Linked DNA regions of Mus musculus: region 2 is linked to region 1. The links are chromatin loops, found by intact Hi-C in ENCODE. Cell type or tissue: heart. All regions are shown on one strand.

Region 1 (8,000 bases):
TCAAGAGTGGTAGTTTATGCCTGTAATCTTAGCAATTCCCAGCAATGATATGGTGCTCACAACCACCTCTTCTGTACATCTCGAGATAGCTAAAGTGTACTCATATGCATTTGGAGCCAGAGGTAGTGGCCCACCCCTTTAATCCAGCAGGGAGGCTCAGGCAGACAAACCTAAGTGTGAGGTCAGCCACCCTGGTCTACACAATAAAACCCTGTCTCCACCACCCCCTTAATAATAATTTTAAACAATTCTCTTTTTTTCCCCCCTAGATAAACCTGAATTGAGTGGAGAAGCTCTAGCTTAAAACAAGCATGTTAAAAACCTTGGGTTGAATTCCAGCACCATTTCTTTTTTTTAAATTAACAGAATTGAGGCTGGAGAGGTGGTCCAAGAGCACTTTATTCCTCTTTCAGAGGACCCAAGCTCTGCCTCCAGTACCCACATTGTGGCTCACCACCATCCCAGGACTCTCATACCCTCTCTTTCTGATCTCTGTGGACATCAGACATACACGGTGCATAAACACACACACAAGCAAATCACTCATACACATGAGTCCTATAAAAAAAGTCCTATAAAAGTTTATTATTTAGAAGTGAACTAGATCTACAGGTTTAATGACTGGTTTCAGAAATGGTGCTTCCCAGTTCTTCCAGTGAAACAATATTGCTTCAATTCTCCCATATGCTAAGTTTATACCTGAACAAATCACATACCAAACTACTTACTAACCAAAAAACATAGCATACCAAACATACCTTACTAAACATCTTTACAAAATATTCTAACTCATCATATATATCAACAATGGTTTGTCCTCCAGTGCTGGAGACCAAACCCAGGGGCTTGCCTCCAGTGTGCCAGGCCAAGACATGACCCTGACCCTACACCTACCCCTTATATCAAATAGTACTCACATGCAAACAAATACAAACTCCTCAATGTTATGTGTGAGGAAAGACTATTTTCGCTTGGGCCAACCTGCTACCCATGAAAAACTTACTAAGCCCAAGTGACACACAGAAAACTAGTTACTTACTATATTGGAACAAAAATGCCTTCCTGTTTTAAGTACTACCCTCTTCCTGGAAGTGTGCCTAAGGTTAGTTTTCCATGTTACTTTAGGTGTTTTTCAAAGCATTTAACCAAAAGTCCCTATCCACAAAAAAAAAAAAAAAAAATTAGTAAATGCATTTAACAGTAAAAGCAGGATAGCTTAGCAATTTAGAACACTGGCTATTCTTCAAGGACCTGGGTTCTATTCCCAGCACCTACATGGACGTTCACATCATCAATAACTCCTGCCTGAATCTTGAGTTCCAGGGGGATAGTTCCTGATACCCTCTTCTAACCTCCAAGAGGGCAATACTTGCATATAGTGATAGACATACATACAAGCATTCATAACATAAAATTAAAAGAAAAATTGTAACAGCAACATTAAAATGACATACCTAATCCCCAATTTTACACTAAGGATTTAAACTTTAAGCTATTATCTAGTGTTTGCAATATGAAATACAAATCAAGTTAAAGCTAAGGACTAAACCCATGAAAAAATAAAATACAAAACACTGGAAATATAAGAATAATCCACTTTCCCAATGTGTAATTTTTAAATGGGCATGAGATTTCTTTACTTCAAAAAAAAATACTAGATTTTTTTTTTTTACTTTATGTGTATGAGTTTTTTGCTTACATGTACCACACATGCATGCCTTTGGATGTCAGAAGAGAATGGATCCCCTTTTAACTGGAGTTAAGTTGGTTTTAAGGCACTGTGTGTGCTGGCAATCAAACCTGAGTTTTTGCCCACAATGTGTGATTTCTTACTGTCACTTTTAAATTCTTGCTTAGAAGCTTGATGTGGTTGAATCGACTGAAGCAGTAAGATCAAATTTGAGAACCTGGGCTACCTAATAAGGCTCTGCCTCAAAAAAAAAAAAAAAAAAAAAAAAAGCAAAGTAAATAAACCTTTAATGACAGATTTAAGAGTTGTTTTCTTAACGATGGGCCAAAGTCTAAGCCCAAAAATCTAGCTTTAAAAGTTTCAAAAAGCTCACTTGAATATCAAACATTTGCTTGATGTGATGGAGTGTGCCTTTAACTTCAGCACTTGGAAGGCACACAGATCACTGAGTTCTAGGGCACAGCTGGGGCAGGGACAGCACACACCTTAACCCCCCCCAGAAGAAAAATATGAGGGAAAATATAGACAATAGACTGAAATTGAAACAAACTCTTCATGATGATCATGGCTGTGAGTCCTTACTCTTAACTTACAACTGAGACTTGAAATTACCTAATTGTGTGAGAGCAGCTAGAAAGAATTATTTCAACCCTTAGATGATTTCGAGATTAAGATCTATAAACTGAAATCCAGAATTATATGTATTATTAGAAAAACAGCACTCTGCGTTTCTCCTGAGTATATGACTGAAACCATGTATCTACCAATAAAGAAAAGGTTCATATCAATCCTTCATTTTTCACTAATTCCTTCAACAGATTAAGTATCCAACCTATATCGTTACTACTCAGTTGTGGGGTTTCATAACAGTTTTACCTTTTAAGGCAGGAGTTGTAGAGTTTGAGTGTAAAAGGCTTTGACACTTTTCCACCCCAAAATTACCAATTAGAATGGCTTGAAGGTCTATTTTATTTATTAAAATAATGCACTAGATTAGCTCTAAATATCCCTGGGGCTACAAAATGCTACAGATAAAACATTTAGGTAAACCTTTCTTAAAAGTGAAAACCCATTTTATCATCTACTTGTTCTACAAACAGTGCCGCACGTGTGATAGACAATCTGCTCCTGTCAAATCCCTGGGAAGCTAAGGCATCACTACTTGCTACTTGGGAAACTGTAATGGGGCTGCAGCAAGAAGTCAATACGGGCCTTAGGGAAAATGCACCAAGACCCAAGTTAGCCACACAGTACCACAAAGTCCTAGTCTACTTTGCTAACACTCTCCCCAGCTTACTCATCATTAATCAAGTCAACTTAGAAACTGTGAAAAGAAATTTAGAACACATTATGTAACCTTTCTACTTTAAAACTTTATTGTAATATTAACCAAGTTCACATGAAGATTCCAAACAGGAGAAAGATAAGGTCAGCATGTTACTATGTATGTATGTAGGCCAAAGACTGTAGTGCTTTAACTAGACTACTATGGTAACTGCTGCTAAATGTTACAACTTAAACATATATTAATAGCTATACCTAGTAAGTCTATCCAATTCCATTTTCTACAGCACAATGCAATTCTAAGTTTCAAAACATTAAAAGTCCTAAATTAGCTAGTTCTATTTTCAATAATAGATTAGTACTAGAGGTATTGGGTGACCCACAGTGCATTATTATTCTACTCCAGACTGCTTCCTAACCACAAAAAATATTAATGTATGTAACCAACACATCTTCATTCCTGAAAATTATCAGCAGTATTCTTTTATTATAAGTTTTGAGTCAAATGGCCTTTTCACAAAATGTAACTTCCACTTCTAACAAGCTTGCCAAACAAAAACCTGCAACATACATGGTTTATTTTTCCAGTTTGGACTGGAAGGGTTGAAAAGGGCACAAATACTGAATTATCAGGTTTTATTTTAAAAAATAAAAAGCAATTTTTAAAGGTCAGATCAGATATGCGCACACGAGTTTTCCACGACACAATGTCAGAGATCCGGGCAAGTCTTTCCTGCAAGCACTAGGCTTAATTAAGCACACGTATGGAAATAGAAATAGCACTCAGTGGCTCTGCGGTGGAGGAAAAACAAAAAAACAAAAAACAAAAAGCTGATCTGGATATCAAGAGACCTTGGTCTTAGTTTTCTGACACTCCCAAGTGACCTTGGGGAAATCACTCTTTCTAGGGCTTGTCTGGGTAGATCATTTTTAAATCCCTAAAGAATACTAACTTTACTGGATTCGAAATACTTTCGAAATGACCCTCATCATTTCGGGGGGTGGGGGGGAGGACACCACAGGAAACAAGTTAATGGAGCAGAGGCCTGAAGTGCAAACTAGTAGTGAGGGAAGTAGACCCTGACCCAGAAGGCCTCCGCGTGGGATCAGGAACCAGACGTGCCCGAGAGGTGGAGTGAAGGTAGACTAGCCGGCTCCCGACCCCGGCGGGAGGTGGAGCGGAGGTTCTCGCGTGCATTGTCCCCGGGAGGGAGCCATGTTTCCTCCTCCCGGCACTCCCAGATGGCGGCAGGGAGCGCGGGGCTTCCCAAGCAGCCCGCGGGTTTGAAAAGCCAGCAGAAGGCCGATCGTAGCGAAGAATCGCAAGACCCGAGAGTCCTGACCCGCTGGGCCGTGGCCCTGCGACGCAAGCCTCGGGCGGCAGCCACTCAACACACACCAGAGCGACGGTTCCTGATCCGCGCCTTCCGCCGCGGCCCGCTTGAGTAGGGAGGCCGTGCGCAGACGCGGCCCGGTGGCGGCGGCCGTGACCACTGGCCTCCACAGCCCGGGCTGCGGGCAGCAGGCGGAGGCCCTCGAAACTCCCAGGCCTCGGGCCGGCCCTGCGCGGCGCGACCCGCTGCCTTACTCACCGTTGGCGCGCTTGAGGGCATTTTCCGGCCTCTGGAAATAGGCCGGCATCTTGACGGTACGCTCAGTTCACCCGGCGTCAGCGAACTCCCTAGTGGCCTGGACCGGGAGAGAAGGCGGAGGGGAACTAGCGCGAGCTTCCACGCGCCTCGCCAGCAGATGCCCGCGCCCAGCCGGCCAGAGACGGAAAGGAAGGAACCACGTGATTCCCTCGCGGCGGCAGCGCCGCCGCCCGAGCCCCGGATGTAGGAGGCAGGCCTTTGCGCATGTTCCGCCTTTCTCCGCGCGCAGGCGCGCTGGCGTCTCGAGCGCGGGCTGACGTGGCGCTGGGTGCCGAGCAGCGCGAGCTGTGGTGTTCTTTGGTTGCGGGAGGGAACCTTCGGGACCGTTTTCTCCGACCACCTCTGCCCCCCGCGGACACAGAGTGGGAAAGGGAAATTTGCGGTCTGATCTGCGACGAGAAAAGGCAGTGTCTACACAGTCATAGCCAAAATGACGTGCGCGGAAGCAGGCCGCGTTAGGGTCGCATCGCCTCTGCCGGGACCTCTCCTGGAAAGGTTGAAAATACTGAACGGAAGTGCTGACCCCGTATCGCTGGCCAGTGGTGTTCATCCCTGAAAAATAGGTCACCAGTCACTTGATTGACAAGGAAGGGGAGGGAACAAACGAATAATAAACAGAGTTATTTGGTATCCTCCTAGGGTTAGTGTCCCAAGGATTCCCGAAAGAAGGGGAGTAGAAGACCCAGGAACCTGGCTTGTATATTTGAAAATACGCGAGTGTCATCGATTTTTACATACAGCTCACGTCACAAACAAATATAAGAAATGTGTTGGTGAAGAAATGGCTTATTGCAAGCCATGTCTTTTATTGCTACCTAACAAATGTAGTGTTCACAGATTAATTACTATGCTTAGAGCTTGAAAGCCATTTAAACCGCGTCGAATTATTAGGCTCTTGGTAGGAAATTAACTTGAGTTCAGGGCTGTGGCTGTACAGTGGCTGAGCGCTCCTCTAGCACACACAGGGGCCTCCATAATCCCTGGCACCACACAAAGGTTCAGAGAAAATTCAGGAAGAAAAGAATAAATTATTGTAAGTTTATTACATATTTTACAATAGTATGGGACATGTGAGTTAATGAGATACTGTGTCAATGAATGAGGAAACCTTAAAAAATAAATAAAACCTGAGCGTGGTGAGAATCTACGCCTTTGGCCTTTGATCCCAGCACTCAGGAGGCAGAGTCAGGCAGATCCCTGTTAGTTCCAGGCCAGCCTGGTCTATACAGGGAGTTCTATAGACCAAAGCTACACAGAGGAAAACCTTTCTCGAAAAACAAATTAATGAGAAATATTTTAAAGCTATTTAAAGGTCTGAAGAGATACTAATCTTGCAGAGCACTCTAGTTCAGCCACATCAGACTGCTCATAACCACCTATAACTCTAGTTTTGGAGTATCTATCATCTCTGGCTTACCCAACACTTGCATTCACATGAACATACCCACTCAAAGATACAGGGCACACTAAAAACAATAAAAAATATGTTAAAGTTCATTTCAAGAGTTCTTCCTCCAGAATGCTTAGACCATGCTAAATCATGAACTTTCACCTTCCAAAACAAGTACCCGGACAGGATTGGTGTAAAAGAGCATCCAGTATTTACAAGCTTTACCAACTGTTTTATGGGCATGATCAAAGGGTTTCTTTGTGTATATTATAGTTAAGTCAAATTTTAAAAGCCAAACATAAAGAGCAAATAGTTCTTTCATGCAGTTTTTAATTACATAAAAATTACTTCATAGGCTAAAGAAAGACTCAAGCAGTAAAATAAAAAGAAACTTGGCCTAAATATCAGAAAAGGCTTTCTCACATTCTCGACTCCATTATCATAACAAAAAATAGTAAAATAGAAGCTGAAGAAATGGCTTAGCAGTTAAGAGCACTTTTTGCTCCTGAAGAGAGAATCCAGGTTTGATTCTAAGCATCCATAAGATGGTTTATAACCATCCATCCATAACTCTAGTTCTAGGATATCTTACACCTTTGACCTCTACAAGCACCAGGCACACACATTGTACATAAACATTCATAAGGGAAAATAGTCATGAAGGTAAAGTGTGTTTAACATTACCTATTTGGTAGGCCCACAGTCAGTTGACCACTAGAAAATTAAAAGAAGTGAAATGAAATATCCCTCATATTGATGATTTCCCCTTTGTGTTATTTAAAGCATATTAATCATCGGTGACATATAGACAATGATCACATGTGTGCATTAAAAAAATGAGTCAAATTAGTTATATACAGTGGCTGGTATGTAATCCAAACCACTCAAAGCCTAAGACAGAAAGATTGCTTGAACCTCAGAGTTCAAGAACAGCTGAGCAGCAAATAAGACACCACCTCCAACAATTTACTTAGAGTCTGGTACTCATTTTTTTTTTAAGATTTATTACATGTAAGTACACTATAGCTGTCTTCAGACACTCCAGAAGAGGGCATCAGATCTTGTTACAGATGGTTGTAAGCCACCATATGGTTGCTGGGATTTGAACTCAGGACCTTCGGAAGAGCATTTGGTACTCTTAACCACTGAGCCATCTCTCCAGCCCCGAGTCTGGTACTCTTTGTTAATGAAAATAATAATGCTGATTATCGGGGGTAAATACATTCCTCCAACAGGCTTTTGGTACCAGCTAGCAGCCATAATGTTGAGTGTTAGAGATATTAAAGTCTCAATGCTTCATTTCAAAGAATTCGTGAGTCCCTGGTAAAAATAGATGCTTATACAATGAAAATTGAAATAGAATCTAATTGGACCAAGAGGAAAGCATAATTGCCAGCTGATTAATACTCACTTAGCAGAAAACAACCATTCAGGCATGTCAAAAGTTGATAAATATTTTTTTCCTTGTCAAGTTACTTTTGTACTTCCTGAGATAATTTCTCTAATACAATATAGGGAGTGGTTTTGAGAGGGGTTCAGTTTTTCTCTTTTGTTTTGCTTTTGAGATATGATCTCACTGTGCAATGAAAACATTACAAAGTGGCCTAGAATTTTCAATTCCCCCTTAGTCTGAAGTGTGCTCAAGCTACAGGCATGCACCAACATTTATCATTTTATTTTCAAGAATATGGGAATGTACTTATAATCTATGATTCATAGTAATGCGTTCATTCAGCAAATCTTTATCAAGTGTGTACCATGTGCCAAGCATAACAAATATACATTTCTGATAGGTGTAAGGGTTACAACAGCAAATAAAATAGTCTAACTTCGTACTTTAGTAGAATCCTAGGAAGAAGCCCATAATCTCCATGAAAACAGAAACCACTGCAGTGCAGATTCTTCTGTTGCTCCAGGCCCACACTGTGTCTTTCTGTACCTAAAAGACCCTGCCCATCTCCTGCCATCATTTCATTAGGAACCA
Region 2 (8,000 bases), 210 kb before region 1:
AGCAATCACATCAGGCAAGTAAAAAAGATATAAGAAAAATTTTGACTTTGAGTTACACAAGTATTTCTCAGGATACAAAACAAACAAACAAACAGGCCATAGAAGAAAAAGACTGATAAAAATCAATTAACATTGAAGCTAAAAGCATCTTCTCTTCAGAAAAACACCAAGAAAAATACAAACCACAGGGAGAGGACATTCCGAATGCATGCCCAAAGTTCACAAGGATGTCTTTAAACTCAGCAACACCAACAACCCAAGAGCAAGTAGCAGATCTGAAGTCTCATAAGACAGACCAGAAATCACCTGACAGCGGCAGAGGCACATGTAAATAAAAGACAGCAGAACCCACTACTGCCCACCTCTGTCAGGCTACAAGAGCAGCCAGCACTGTGTCAAAAGTAATGGAGTTTGTCAAACAAATCAAACAATGTTGGTGGTACTTAAATTGAATTTCTAGATTCAAATGGAGAAAAGGGACATTCCTATAATAATTTGATTCAAGAACATGGAAACAAGCCATTTAGCGAATTCTTCCTCAGTTACTTATTAAAATTACACTGTCCTTAAGTCTTGTGTATTATGAGGTTATTTCAGTTATAGACACTATAATTTGTTAAACTATTATACAGATATCTATTTTTGGTACCATTGCTACTAGTATACATTTTATCTTTTCTAGGCTGGTCTTCAACCTAACAATCCATCTACATTGTGTTTTTCTTTTGGTTTCAGTGGTTCTTGATAAATGAAATTATTACCAAATTCTAAAGGGTTTGTTTCAGGGGTCTTGTTTGTTTGTTTTCTTGAGACAGAGTCTACCTTGGCTGACCTGGAACTCAAAAGATCGTGGTGTGTGTGTGTGTGTGTGTGTATTTGGGGGGGTGGAATTAAAAATGTGAACCACCATGCAAGCAACAAGGACTTTTCTTATTATGTTAAGGAACACCCATGGGTAGTTACCATCTTATAGTGACTATACTGAAAATGTCTCCATTATTATTCCTATTAGCTACAGGTATTGACTTTTAAATAGTTATCCTGCACTCTCTGAATTACTAAGTTATCCTTGTATCAAGTACCACAATATCAACTAGGTACTGGATATTGGCATTTAAAAAAGTTATCAAGTCGTGACTTTTTTCCAACCTACTGAGATAAATCACAGCAATATATCGAAAAAAAACTTGGACAAACCGTGAATCACAATTCTTTTGACATAGTTAGATCTGATGAGCTAATAGTATACAGGATTTTCATTTCTATGCTAACAGGTGTTAACACAACTATAATCTTACCTAGTTTTAAATCAATATTTCACTAAACCTATAAAATGGACTTGGGGTTTTAGTTTTGTCTTGCTTCTGTGCCCTACATTCCAGAATTTATAAAAAGAAAAGGTTATGGAAATGAAATGGAGCTTGTATACAAGAATATCTGGACCAAGAGATTTGAAAGGGAAAGTCTTCATCACTACTAGCACTACTACTAGTCTCAGCTTAGTCCATCCATGCTTAGATAACTTAGATAACTTCTGAGTTAATAGTTCCCTAACTATCATATATTTCATTTACCTTTTCAAATTTATTACCATATAATAAAATCTAATATTCTATTTTTATTTTTCATTTATTTGCAACTTTTCCCCTTGACCAATCTTTAACAGGTCTTAGCTTCCTAGCCTTTTTGTTTTGTTTTGTGACAGGGTCTCACATATCACAGGCTGGCCTTTAACAGGATATGCAGCTAAGGAAGATGAAATTCTTGATCATCCTGCCTCTACCTCCAGAGTGCTGGGATTGCAGCTGTGAGCCACCAGGTCAGGTTTTATAAGTTGCTGGGATCAAATCTGGGGCTTCCTGACTGCTAGACAAGCACTCTTTCAACCTGGCTGCATTCCTAACTCCCTTTATTAATCTTTTCAAGAAATAACCTTTAAGTGTGGCAAATTCTTTTGCTCTGAGCTTAGCTGATGACGACTTCTGCTCTTAATGTTCATTTCTTAACTCATCAAAGAAAGTCTACTTAAGCATTAATCCAAACTGTCTTCAGCATTTAAGGTAAATCACACTGCAACTATAAAGTCTAGTTTCACAACTTAATCAACATACAAACTGCATTGTGTAAATGACTGTCATGTGTATGTCTAACAGGGAATAATCATAAACAAAAGTTCCTTTCTACACCCACACCAAAGTGTCTGCCTAAAGCAGTATCTTGAAGGCAAATAAGTAATGTGTGCTAGTCCCATAAATACTTTTTTCTAAGGTTGTGACTATCTGCATCAGGACAAAAAAAAATTTCAACAGCTAGGTGGGCAATTACTGTTATAGCTTAATAAAACTTAACTAGAAATAAAATCTCCAGTTACATTAGGAGATGCCATTCTAAATTTGCAGCTAACAAGGACCTGGCCACCACGTTCCTTTTACACTGTCACCACCACTCTGAACTAAAAAGCACTACTACCTTATTCTTTACCTAGCTATGGAAGCACACTGCCTGATTGTGAACATTTTGGGGTCAGTTTTTATCTTCTATCTGCAAGTGAATTTCAAGGCAGACCGCTAAAAAGTTCAACCTGCGGTAGGATCCTGGTTACAGTCACTTGCTGAACCGCTTCTCTGGAACGTGATTTTACACATCAACTTCAAAGACTTGTAGCAGTTCCCACTACATAGTAGAAGTAACTAAGAATTCCCTGACAGGATGCAAAAACTCACAGAGAACAAAGAGTTGCTAGAGACCAACGTTCAGAAGCCCGATTTGCTAAAAGTACAGCGGCAAAGAATACAAGAACACATTTCTTTGCTCTCTGGTTGAAAAAAAAAGACGAAAGGCCTCTAACGAAATTCAAGACCGCCTTACTTTTCCCTCTCGCTCTGTAAGGTGAAACTTTGAAGGGGACACCCTAGAGAAGAGCTTACTAATGTTGAGAGATGATCAGGAGTATTAAAGATCTTTTCTAAAGCATAAGCTGAGGCTGCGCAGGTGTAACAGGCAACACTGGCTGGCTGGCCGGATACTGGCCGCAGACACCGAATCAGGGTGGGAGGGTTAAGAGAAGGAAAGAGAACTAAGCCTGGAACAAAGGAAGTGGAGTTACTCTCAGGGCGGGGGGATTCCACGAGCTGGTGTGGAGAAGCCTGGCTGGGGGGTGGGGGTGGGGTCGTGGAGGAGGGACAGACTCACGGAACTTGGAGGTGGAGGTGTTGATGTTGATAGTGGAGCTGGAGGTGGGGGCAGGGGCCGTCTTGGCCACCGCGGCGGCTGCGTCGCAGCTCTTCAACATCATGATCACCCCGTTTGGTTCCGGCAAGGGCGGAGGCCCCATCGGGAGCCCTTCCTTAGGACCCTTCCTCTCCATGGAGCCCGCGTGCACAGCCAGCAGCTGTCCCCCCGGGAGTTCTCGGCCTGGATCCGGGATGGACGACGAGGGCCGCGGCGGCGGCGGCGGGGGCAGCGGCGGGGCCGGCGGAGGCTGGCGGAAACTGTCCGCGGCGGCCTCCCAGTTGTTGTGATTCTGGTCGTCCATCATTGCCTCGTAGGTGAGCATTTCCTCCTCCTCCATGCTCTCCTCCATCCCGCCGGGCCGCGGCTTCCCAGGCACCTGCCCGCCCACCTCAGCCCCCGGGCCTGGGAGCGCAGAAGCCGCCTCGAGTTCACATCGCCCGGAGCCCTCGCGGGTGCGGCGGAAAATCCAGTGGCGCACCGAGCGCTTTCGCCCTCCGTCAAGACGACTCCGCCGGAGGAACCGCTGACTGAGGTGGGCACTCCCGGGGTCTGGTTCTGAGAGGCAGCCGCAAAGGGCTGACGTCCCTCACGACATTTTACAGCAGTTTCTTCTGGCCTTTGGAAAGGGCTCTGGGGGAGCGGCCAGGAAGGCACGTGATGCGAGGGACGGCCTGGAGAAAGCTGGGCGAAAAGGGGGCGGGAGCTATGAGTCACCTCAAGGCGAATGCACCCAGCGGCGCGATTCCCTCTCCCTCCCCTCCCCACTCCCCCCTCCCCATCAGTTTAGACCAGGTGTCCAGACCCGGATTCGCTGGCCCCGCCCCCGGCCGACATTACGTGATAAAGGACTTTGGTCTGCGCACGCGCATTCTCTAACTTGTTGCCACAACTAGTCTGGGTGTGCCCGAGAGTGGACCCAAAAACGGCGCACCAACGCTCTTATGTTTAACAGCCCCCTTCCCTTTTCTTTTTTAGTCTTTTCGTCTTTTCTTTTTTCTTTTTGTACTCCAAACTGGGCTCCAACTAACTCCAAGCAGTCCTCTTTCCTCAGCCTTCTGAGTGTCCCTTCATACCCCATGCTGGCTAACCTTTCCATAGTGAGGGTCCCCCACCGACACAGGCTTTTTGCCACCCAGACCTTGACCTCGCAGCCTGAGCCTTTGCTTGGGGAATGAAAGGACAGTGTGGCAGTAGGCCCTGGGTACAGACTCCAAAGGGTAGACTGTTGGTGTGTGCCGTTTTTTAGCCCTAGGTATCCCAAACTAAGAAGGACAGAATATTGATTCAGAAATTGCACAATATACATTCCTTCCCAGAGTATGTGAAACATTTACAAAAGATAAACATACTGTGTCTCTAAGCAAGTGTCTCTGCATGTCTGAGGACTGACATAACCACATTCTCTGACCACTGTGCAGTTAGAAACTATTAGGGTTCTCTAGAGTCACAGAACTTATGGAATGTCTCTATGTATTAAGAGAAATTATTGGGATGAATGACAGTCTGCAGTCCAGCTAACTTAGCAATGGCCAGCTGTGATGGGGAGCTCTAAGAATCTAAGTAGTTGCTCAATCCCACCAGGCTAAGTCAGCTGGTCTTCTGTATAAACTAGAATCCTGAAGAAATAGGTTCCAACAGATGTGTTGGCAAGTGCAAGCAGGCAAAGAATGAATGCTTTTTCCATTGTCCTTATGTAGACCTCCAGCAGAAGGTGCGGCCCAGATTAAAGATGTGTACCACCATGCCTGGACCTAAGCTTTTGTTTAATGGAACTTGCTCTGTCTCAGGCTGGGCTTGAACTCAGAGATATGCTTGCCTCTGTCTCCTGGGATTAAATGTGTATACCATCTTGTCTGGGCCTAAGCTTTTCCTGGGCACTGTGCCTCAAGTTCTAGATCAAAAGTGTGTGTCATCCCATGTCAAGACCTGGGTGTCTTCCAGCTTCAAGATCGGGATTGCAGGTGTTCCCTCCATTTCTGGATTGTAGTTCATTCCAGGTGTAGTCAAATTGACAAACCAGAAATAGCCATCACAGAAACCATTAACTGAAGGATAACTGGTAAGTCCCCACTGTGTTAATCTTTTATCAACTCATCAATCTGAAAGTGACTATGAAAACTTTTAGAACTGATGAGATTGGTACAATTATAGTAAACTTTCCTAGAAGGCCCTACTCTAAGGAGTTTTTCCCAGCACACTGTTAAATACTGAACTGTTCATGTGTATTTTGTTAAGATACTCCATATATAACAAGCTTTCATTAACGTGGAAAAGCATAACAGGCTGAGCCAGAGAAATCTTTGATAGAGTCTATTTAGGTGGCCATGGGTAAGAAACAGAAGGGAAGGTGAATGGGCATTCGATACGTGGTTGATTTTTATTTAGAACTTTGTGAGCAATTATTAAATTAGACCTCAAGGAGTTCTGGTAGCTATTCTTGGTGGTCAACTTGACTATATTTGGAATGAACTACAATCCAGGTTTCAAGGACACACATGGGATCCAGATCTTTAGGTGGGAAGACAAACATTTAGTCTGAACCACACCTTCTGCTAGAAGCCTATATATGGACATGGAAGAAGAAAGCTTTTACTCTTTGCCTGCTTGTCCTCACTTTTCTAGATCATCCATTCCTTCATGAGCATTGGAGCCTACTTCTTCAGGATTCCAGCATATACAGAAGACCAGCTGAGACACCCATTCTTGTGAGACTGGGGAACTGCTAGATTCATGGACTTTTTGTTCACAGCTAGCCATTGTTGGATTAGTTGGACTGCAGCCTATATAAAAGTCATCCCAATAAATTCCACGTATATGTATATATATGCATATATATGTGTGTGTGTGTGTGTGTGTGTGTGTGTGTGTGTGTGTGTGCGCGCATTTCATAAGTTCTTGGATTCTAAAGAACCCTGACTAGTACAGGTATATTATGCTTTAATAGTTATTAACTTAAAACCATTTCTGGTTTGTTCAGTATTTAGAGACAATTACAACAAAATAAGGAATGCTGACCCAACAGTGGGCCCAGGTTAATAATTACTATATCCTTCCACAGTCCCAGAAGTTAGCCTCTTTGTTTGGTTTTTCTGTTTGTTTCTGTTTCCTAGTAAGATAAGAATTTTATTAAAACAGTACAAATATACCTATATAATATATGTTTAAGTTTGTATACTTAGAGAGAACACCAATTTAAAATATCCATGTGTATTAGTCAGGGTTCTCTAGAGTCACAGAACTTATGGGTAGTCTCTATATAGTAAGGGAATTTGTTGATGACTTACAGTCTGTAGTCCAACTCCCCAACAATGGTCAGCAGCAGCTGTGAATGGAAGTCCAAGGATCTAGCAGTTGCTCAGTCCCACGAGGCAAGCAGGCAAAGAACAGAGAGCAAATCTTCCTTCTTCCAATGTCCTTATGTAGGTCTCCAGCAGAAGTTGTGGCCCAGATTAAAGGTGTATACTACCATGCCTGGATCTGGGACTTGCTTTGTTCCAGATGACCTTGAACTCAGAGATCTCCCCATCTTAATCTTCTGGGATTCCTAGCCACTTTCTTTTTTGTTGTTGTTGTTGTTGGGCTTTTTTTGGTTTTTTTTTTTTTTTTTTTTTTGGGTTTTTCAAGACAGGGTTTCTCTGTGTAGCCCTGGCTGTCCTGGAACTCACTTTGTAGACCAGGCTGGCCTAGAACTCAGAAATCCACCTGTCTCTGCCTCCCAAGTGCTGGGAATAAAGACATGCGCCATCACTCCCGGCTCCTAGCCACTTTCATGCCAAGATCCAGGTCAGAAACTTGTATCTCACAGCCTCCAGATTAGGGTCACAGGTGAGCCTTCCAATTCTGGATTGTAGTTTATTCCAGTTATAGTCAAGTTGAAAACAAGGAATAGCCACTACACCATGGTAGTTTATCTGGGTAGGAGGGGTAATGATTCTTTAATCTTTGTTCTTATGGATTTGTTGTTGTTATAGTTGTTGTTTTATCTCTACAACAAGCGTTGTTGGAGACCCAAAGGTCCAGTCACCCACAGAGCACTAAGGAAACCAGGAATGTTAAACATACGTCTCCTCAATAAAGGGAATAAAATGCCTGCATTCCACGAAGAAAGCTGGGAATAGATGTTTTTCACAACCTGAGGACCTTTGGCTATTTGTAGAGCCAGACCTCACTCAATTCCCCCAGAATGATTATCCCAGACTTTATCTTCCCTCCCTAGACCTTTATCTTCCCTCCCTAGACCTTTATCTTCAGCTTCCAATTAATAGAAACCATCCTTAGGGAACATTGAAGTAGAATTTTCTAGATATGCCATGTGATGTAAAATCACATGGTATTTTGCTAAGGCAAACTCATGTGTTGTTTTGTTGAGACAAGACAGGTAGGAGGATATATGATGTTTGGAGAAAGAAGTATAAATAGGGTTCAACCGACAGCTAGCCTTGCAATGCTTTGTTGGTCTGGAGTCCTTAATCTTTGCCTTTGCTGGTCTTCAGTCTCTTGTCCTCTGGCTGGCCCTGGTGGGTCCCACTGACTCGTGCTAATCTGGCAGAGGCCTGGCAGTTTCTGCTGGATGGTGCCACCACTGATGATTCCTTTTTTTTTTTAATATCTAATTTTTTATTAGGAATTTTTCTTCATTTACATTTCAATGCTATCCCAAAAGTCCCCCATACCCTCCCCCCCACTCCCCTACCCACCCACTCTCACTTCTTGGCCCTGGCGTTCCCCTGTACTGAGGCATATAAAGTTTGCAAGACCAAGGGGCC

What was found. Peaks named below come from ENCODE experiments on the same cell type or tissue, not always from the same donor. Only the 100,000 strongest peaks of a DNase experiment are listed, where the experiment ranks them.
Region 2: it touches region 1 in a loop (5-fold over the local background); 3 of 42 quality-filtered maps call a loop at or near these places.

The regions. Positions count from the first base shown.
Region 1 is chr19:60,785,903-60,793,902 of GRCm38, forward strand. Eif3a (eukaryotic translation initiation factor 3, subunit A) reads right to left here and starts at 4,791. Exons shown (of 22, transcript NM_010123.3): 1 at 4,567-4,791. The coding sequence starts at 4,615. In heart, a CTCF peak has its summit at 4,755; DNase peaks (open chromatin) are centred at 4,179 and 4,819; H3K4me3 peaks cover 3,595 bases; H3K27ac peaks cover 3,017 bases.
Region 2 is chr19:60,577,136-60,585,135 of GRCm38, forward strand. It overlaps Cacul1 (CDK2 associated, cullin domain 1), which reads right to left and starts at 3,888. Exons shown (of 9, transcript NM_030197.2): 1 at 3,193-3,888. The coding sequence starts at 3,583. In heart, no CTCF peak of the experiment used is centred here; DNase peaks (open chromatin) are centred at 3,216 and 3,946; H3K4me3 peaks cover 3,215 bases; H3K27ac peaks cover 2,624 bases.